Linked DNA regions of Homo sapiens: region 2 is linked to region 1. Evidence: read pairs that join two places in POLR2A ChIA-PET (ENCODE). Cell type or tissue: PC-3. All regions are shown on one strand. Links, peaks and the distances in the headings refer to the core of each region. The heading gives the core; the rest is flanking DNA. Region 1 overlaps NRXN3 (neurexin 3). Region 2 holds the start of LOC124903354 (a long non-coding RNA gene).

Region 1 (2,924 bases), core at 102-2,601:
TACGAGCTCCTGGAAGCCAGGGCTGTTTAATTTATTTATCTCTCAACACTGTGAATGCACAGGAAATAAATGCTGTTGAACTAATCAATGAAACCTGGCTTACCTATGCTTACATATCTTCACGTTGCCATTCAGGCATGGAGTAGAATGGGAATAAAGGAATAAGAATATACAATGTTCATTAATTCATCTTGCCTTTTTGTCATTTCATCTCAACGTGGAAATATTTTATAAATGCTCATCAGTTAGAGCTCACAGCATCTCTCATGATGAAATAGAACACAACTTTCAATTTATAAAAGAAACCTAACCACAAAGACATTTGAATGATTTTTCTTTGGTGAATTTTTGGCAGTCTCAGATAAGAAAATCACACCCATTTTTAGTCAAATTGTTTTATGTTACTCCTCCATTTCTAAATCACATTGCAAATTGTTTTTGTAAAAATAAATAGATAAGTGCATCTCAGATTTAACCTAACAGGGATGTACAACAGAAAAGCAACGTGACATCTTTAAGGATAGCCACGTTATTCTATTTTACAGAGCATTAACTAAAAGCAAAGACCATATATACATTTGTTCATAAGCAAAATATAAATGAATAAAGGAAAAACAAAAGTAATCATTTTATAATTACTCAGCAGCCTTTTCTGTAGCATTTTATTTTTCAGAAGTGCATTCCTTCTGATGACATGAGACATGATTAGAGGAAAGGAGAAGTTTGGAACATACACATTTGTCTTCTTTTCCTCCTTTTATTTCACAGCCTTGAAATACCTTTTTTAATAAGAACAATGAAGGGGTAGCTAAGTATTGAATATTCTCTGGAAAAACAATACACATAAAAAGCAGTTGCTTATTTCCAGTGCTTTGATTTAAATGCCTGATTTATATGATCCTCATACTTACAAGAGGCCAGGGGCTGTAAACGGATGACTTTGGTGTATTTGTGGCTTTAATTCATACAACACGATTTTTCTGGAAAAGCTGGCTAATATTTTTGAAGGGTGATGATTTGATTCTATGAGACACATACCTCTTAATCATAGAACCCAGGTCAGAATTGGATGAAAAGAACAAATCCCAACTATTAAAGTCCATGCTTCTGTTCTAAAACAATCATTTATCTTCACTGAGCCTCAGTTTCTCCATGATTAAGAAGGCGACAACACTTCTACCTCATCATCTGAAAGAGTTGTAACAGGATCAAAATAACTAACAGGCACTCTATATAGAGTTCTAGAAATAGTTTAGTATTGCCATTTTATGGTGAGCACCTTGAAGTGAAGAATCTGCCTCAAGTTTATTTGTTTGTTTTTTGACTATAGGAGACTTTCATTATTCTATCGGCGCAGCACATCCTCTGTCTCTATCTTGAAACATTAAGCCTCTTCACAAAGAAATTATTATTTTCCTCCATATTTATCATGTGATTTGAACTGAAATTGTCATGTCCGTAAAAGATTCTGCTCTTATATACAGCAGATGGACTAAGGTGTAATCAATTAACCCAAGCTAGGCTAGAGAACTTCAATGAACTTTTTTTTTTTTTTTTTAAACCTGGAACCAGAGAAACACTCCATCAGTGCCTCTCTGATGATAAAACTGTGACATAAGAGACACACAGCTGCCGTGGCCACATTTCTGCTTATGGGGAGAAAGTCATGAGAAAATCAATCCTGACTGAAAGAGTAAAGACAAGCTGTTGAATTTAGATCTGGCCACAGAGAGAAAAATCTTATCATTTTTAAAATACCTAGTTTTTATAATCTATATTGTGAAGTTGTGCCTTTGTCCCTCTCCTCTCCTATCCTCTCCTCTCCTCTGCTTCTCTTCCTCTCCTCTCCTCTCCTCTCCTCTCTTCTCCTTTCTTTTCTTTTGACAGAGTCTCGCTCTGTCACCCAGGCTGGAGTGTAGTGGGGTGATCAGGGCTCACAGCAACCTCTGCCTCCAGGTTCAAGAGATTCTCCTGTCTCAGCCTCCAGAGTAGCTGGGATTACAGGCACCCGCCACTATGCTCGGATAATTTTTGTATTTTTAGTAGAGACAGGGTTTCACTATGTTGTCCAGGCTGGTCTCAAACTCCTGGGTTCAAGTGATCCGCCCGTCTTGGCCTCCCAAAATGCTGGGATTATAAGCATGAGCCACTGTGCCTGGCCAGGTCTTTCTTATACACAACTTTTAATAGCTAACTCATGTAGTCTAAGCTAGTTCAAATTTGGGTTCTTTCACAACTAGAAGAGTTTGGATATGAAAGAATTCCTGGTACCTATCACAGTGCCTGGAACACATAGGGGCACAGTAAGTGCTTAAATAAATTGGCAAAGAATGACCATGATGATTGGGTGATAAGCAACTCAGGAATTTTACCAAAGAAGCATATTCAGTAATTCGTATATATTTCAAATTGGAACATTTGTTAAACTGATAATATTCTTGTTGACAAAGAAATCCTTAATGATTTCTATAATTAAGTTATTGAACAAACAGTACTCTTTATACATACAATCTTAAAATATACAGTAAAAAAGACCAAAACCTAATAATTAGAGTATTAATGAAGAGACAGCTTTATATATCAAGTCATATAAACTTCAGATAAAGCTTTACTCAGAAACTCAGAAGAAAATGTCTCAAATAATAATAAGGAAAATAAACATAAATAAACTGAACTTTCACCTTAATGCACTATTACAAAAATAAGATAAATAAGATGGTTTTTGATGATTAAAAATAAAAGCTGAAATTTACCCGATAATATTTGAAATAATATAAAAGTTAAAAATATCCCAAAGTTTGCTCTTTAAAATGTCAAAGAAAATATATAAACCTCTAAAAAAACAGAAATAAAAACTAAAGGAGAAAAATAGAACATTAGAAATTATATAACCATCACAATAGAAAAGATTACAAATATAAAAT
Region 2 (2,924 bases), core at 210-2,709, 140 kb before region 1:
TCAAATTTTAAAAGAATTATTTAATGTTTACACTGGGGTTGGAATGGGTAGAGAAGTGTTGGATAAAGAACCTTCCAACGGGCATCTTGGAATGCTTAACCCTTCACGTTAGAGTACATTTTAGCATTTGTCTTTATGCCTTGAGGTTAATCTGCCTGGTTTAATTTTTTCCTCTGCCTATATATTTTATATTCAAAGAAGACTGACTGCAAACACCATGTCTGGTTCATTTTTCCTTTTTTTCACAGATCCAAGAGACTGACTCAGGCTATGAATCAGCTACGTAAGTTCCATGAAAGGGCTATGTCTTCTAAGAAAAAGGATCACGCTGACCTCCACTTTCAACAAGTTGCCTCTAAGCATGAAGTGACCCTAAGAGATAGGAAGATAAGGAGGTAATGGGTCTGGTTGAGACCAAGCATCCAAACTAAGAAATAAAGTTTGCGTATGGTAACAACAATAATAATATTACAAATGGGACATAAGACATATCTATAAAGGGAACTAAGGTTTCACTAATAACACTGCATCTAATATTTCTGTGAATCCCAAGTGATTACTCGCATACTAAAAAGCAACCACCTAACCCTCTTTGTCTGTTTTGTAGTATAAGAAGGGATAAAGAGAGAAATTTGTCCCTGGCATTACATTTTCTTATGCAAACTAATTTAAATCACACATCTCAATGTTGAAAGCTTGTCTGACAAGCATTTCCAAAGCACAAAACAAATCTCATAACAGGTTAACTTGCACTGGGCTGATGTTGGCAAAGGACTTTTAGTACTTCTGAGAAGGCTGAAAAATAATTTTTCTGCTAGGAAAAAAAATGTACCCAAATATAATGGTGTATTAAGGGATTAGTGCTAGATTAAAGTATTCTTTCTTCTCACAACCAGGGACAATCTTTTGATCTAATCTAAGAGGTAATCTAATTTTAATGCAAGTGGAAGAACTGAAAAGCTGCACAGAGTATAAAAAGAAGGACTAAGGTAGTAGAGAAAGAGGATCTTCCCTTTGCCAGGTAGGGGATCCATCTGATAAGCTGGTATATGCCTTAGACTTACTGCTGTATGTGTCCTAATAGTTACGACTCCATAAGTCACTAAGTAAAGATACACATTTAAAACTTGGGGATTGACACAGCGGGAGCATGGCTATCTTGGACAAGCACCACCATTCTAAAGTTCCCCTTGATCAAAAACTGCCTAAATCCAAAGGGCATCAGCTTAATGGCTAACGTCAGCATGACCATAAACCACAAATAACATCCCAGTCCAGAAACATTCCAACCATAAGATAAACCCCTCCCCGACCAGAGACAGGTCAGCCCCAGGATAACTTCCCTTCCAAACAGAGACATTCCAACCCCACCATAAATTTCTCCCCCACACAGAAACATTCCAAGCCTGTGATAAAGCTCTCTCGCCCTAAAACCAATAAATACTCTTAGTCTGTAAGAGAGAGTGCTCCTGTCCAAAAATTGGCCAGAAGCCCCTCTCAGGTTTATTCTGCAAAATTAACCTGTCTTTGACTGTTGAGCCGCTTTTCGTGTTTCTTTCCTGTTTCTTTAACTCTTACAGGGATCTCTTGGTTCAGAACACATTTGAGGGCCTGTTATATACTAGGCATTATCATATTTCTTGATTCTTTTAAATTTCATTGATTTTAATATCTAAAACTTCCCTATTAGGTACCTTTTTCAGATGAAGCAAACTAAAATTTAGAAAAGTTAAGCAATTTCCCCAAGGTCATGTTAGTATATATCTGGGAGAATAACAATTTGAATTCACATCTTTCCGACTAAGCCAGGCTGAACCCTTAATGACCTTTCTCAACTATCAGCTCACCTCTCCCCATAATGCATATTTTACAGCTCAAAAAGGAGAGGAAGGAAAAACCTTTAAACCCATTGCTAGAAAGGGTGTATTACGTACAAGGCAGAATGGCAAGCACAGGAGAAATCATTAAAGAATGTCATAAAAGACCAAAAAAAAAAAAAACCCATCCCAAGATTTGTCCTCTTATATATTGGGAAAGAGACCCGTTCCCCCACGGCATGAACCATCAGGAAAACCGGCTGTCTTTAGATTTTCATAAATAAATCCTCAGCCTTGGATTGACATTTTCTTTATGAAGCCATAGAGAAATAATTGCTACATATTTCAGAATGTACTAGCTCAGCACTGTCCAAGAGAAACATAATGTGAACCACATATGCAATTACGAATTTCCAAGGATTCACATTTAAAAACTGTACAAAGAAATGTTAAATTAATTGTAATAATGTATTTTGTGTAGCCCAATATAATCAAAATATTATTTCAACATCTAATGTATATAAAAATTGTTGGAGATAATTTATATCGTGATATGAAGTTTTTACAATCTAGTATATTTTTATACTTAACAGCACACTGAAACTCAATGCTAAATTTTCAGTGCTTTAGGTGAAATATAGTTTTATTAGAACAAAAATTGTGTTTGATGAAAACTATTTTACACTGCTTGAGTTTTTAAATTTAAATGGAAATTATACTGAAATAAGAATTAAAATTATCTGCTTATTCATACTAGCCATATTTTAATTATGTAATAGCTAGTGACTACTATATTGAACAGCAGAGTTCTAGACAAAAAGAAAATATAAGATTTTCTCATGCTACATCTAAGACATTCATAGTAAGCAACTATGAAAATGAAAGCTAACTCCAGTGTACTCAAGGCAGAGAAAATGGAAGACATTTACCATAAATCTTTCATATGCCCTTTTATCTTTTGATGATTGTCCACAATATGAACAGGACAGGGCAAGTGCTGCAGGTAGGTTGTCTGTTCTTCCAATACCATTCTCATAGAACTGACTGGCTAGAGAAAGGGTGACACTGGCTAATGTGTCCCGACTCATGGAAGACCTGTTGGCCACC

What was found. ChIA-PET counts read pairs that join two places held together with the same protein. Peaks named below come from ENCODE experiments on the same cell type or tissue, not always from the same donor. Only the 100,000 strongest peaks of a DNase experiment are listed, where the experiment ranks them.
Region 2: POLR2A ChIA-PET joins it to region 1 with 28 read pairs; 2 of 35 experiments call an interaction of 5 or more read pairs at or near these places.

The regions. Positions count from the first base shown.
Region 1 is chr14:79,455,682-79,458,605 of GRCh38, reverse strand. The region is part of intron 15 of NRXN3 (neurexin 3); the gene reads right to left. Among named protein-coding and RNA genes, the nearest start is that of NRXN3-AS3, 180 kb to the left of the region's middle. In PC-3, for the core only: no CTCF peak of the experiment used is centred there; no DNase peak of the experiment used is centred there.
Region 2 is chr14:79,595,124-79,598,047 of GRCh38, reverse strand. The region is part of intron 16 of NRXN3 (neurexin 3); the gene reads right to left. It overlaps NRXN3-AS3 (NRXN3 antisense RNA 3), which reads left to right. Exons shown (of 4, transcript XR_001751001.3): 4 at 249-327. LOC124903354 (a long non-coding RNA gene) reads left to right here and starts at 318. Exons shown (of 3, transcript XR_007064283.1): 1 at 318-395; 2 at 897-1,021. In PC-3, for the core only: no CTCF peak of the experiment used is centred there; a DNase peak (open chromatin) is centred at 1,227.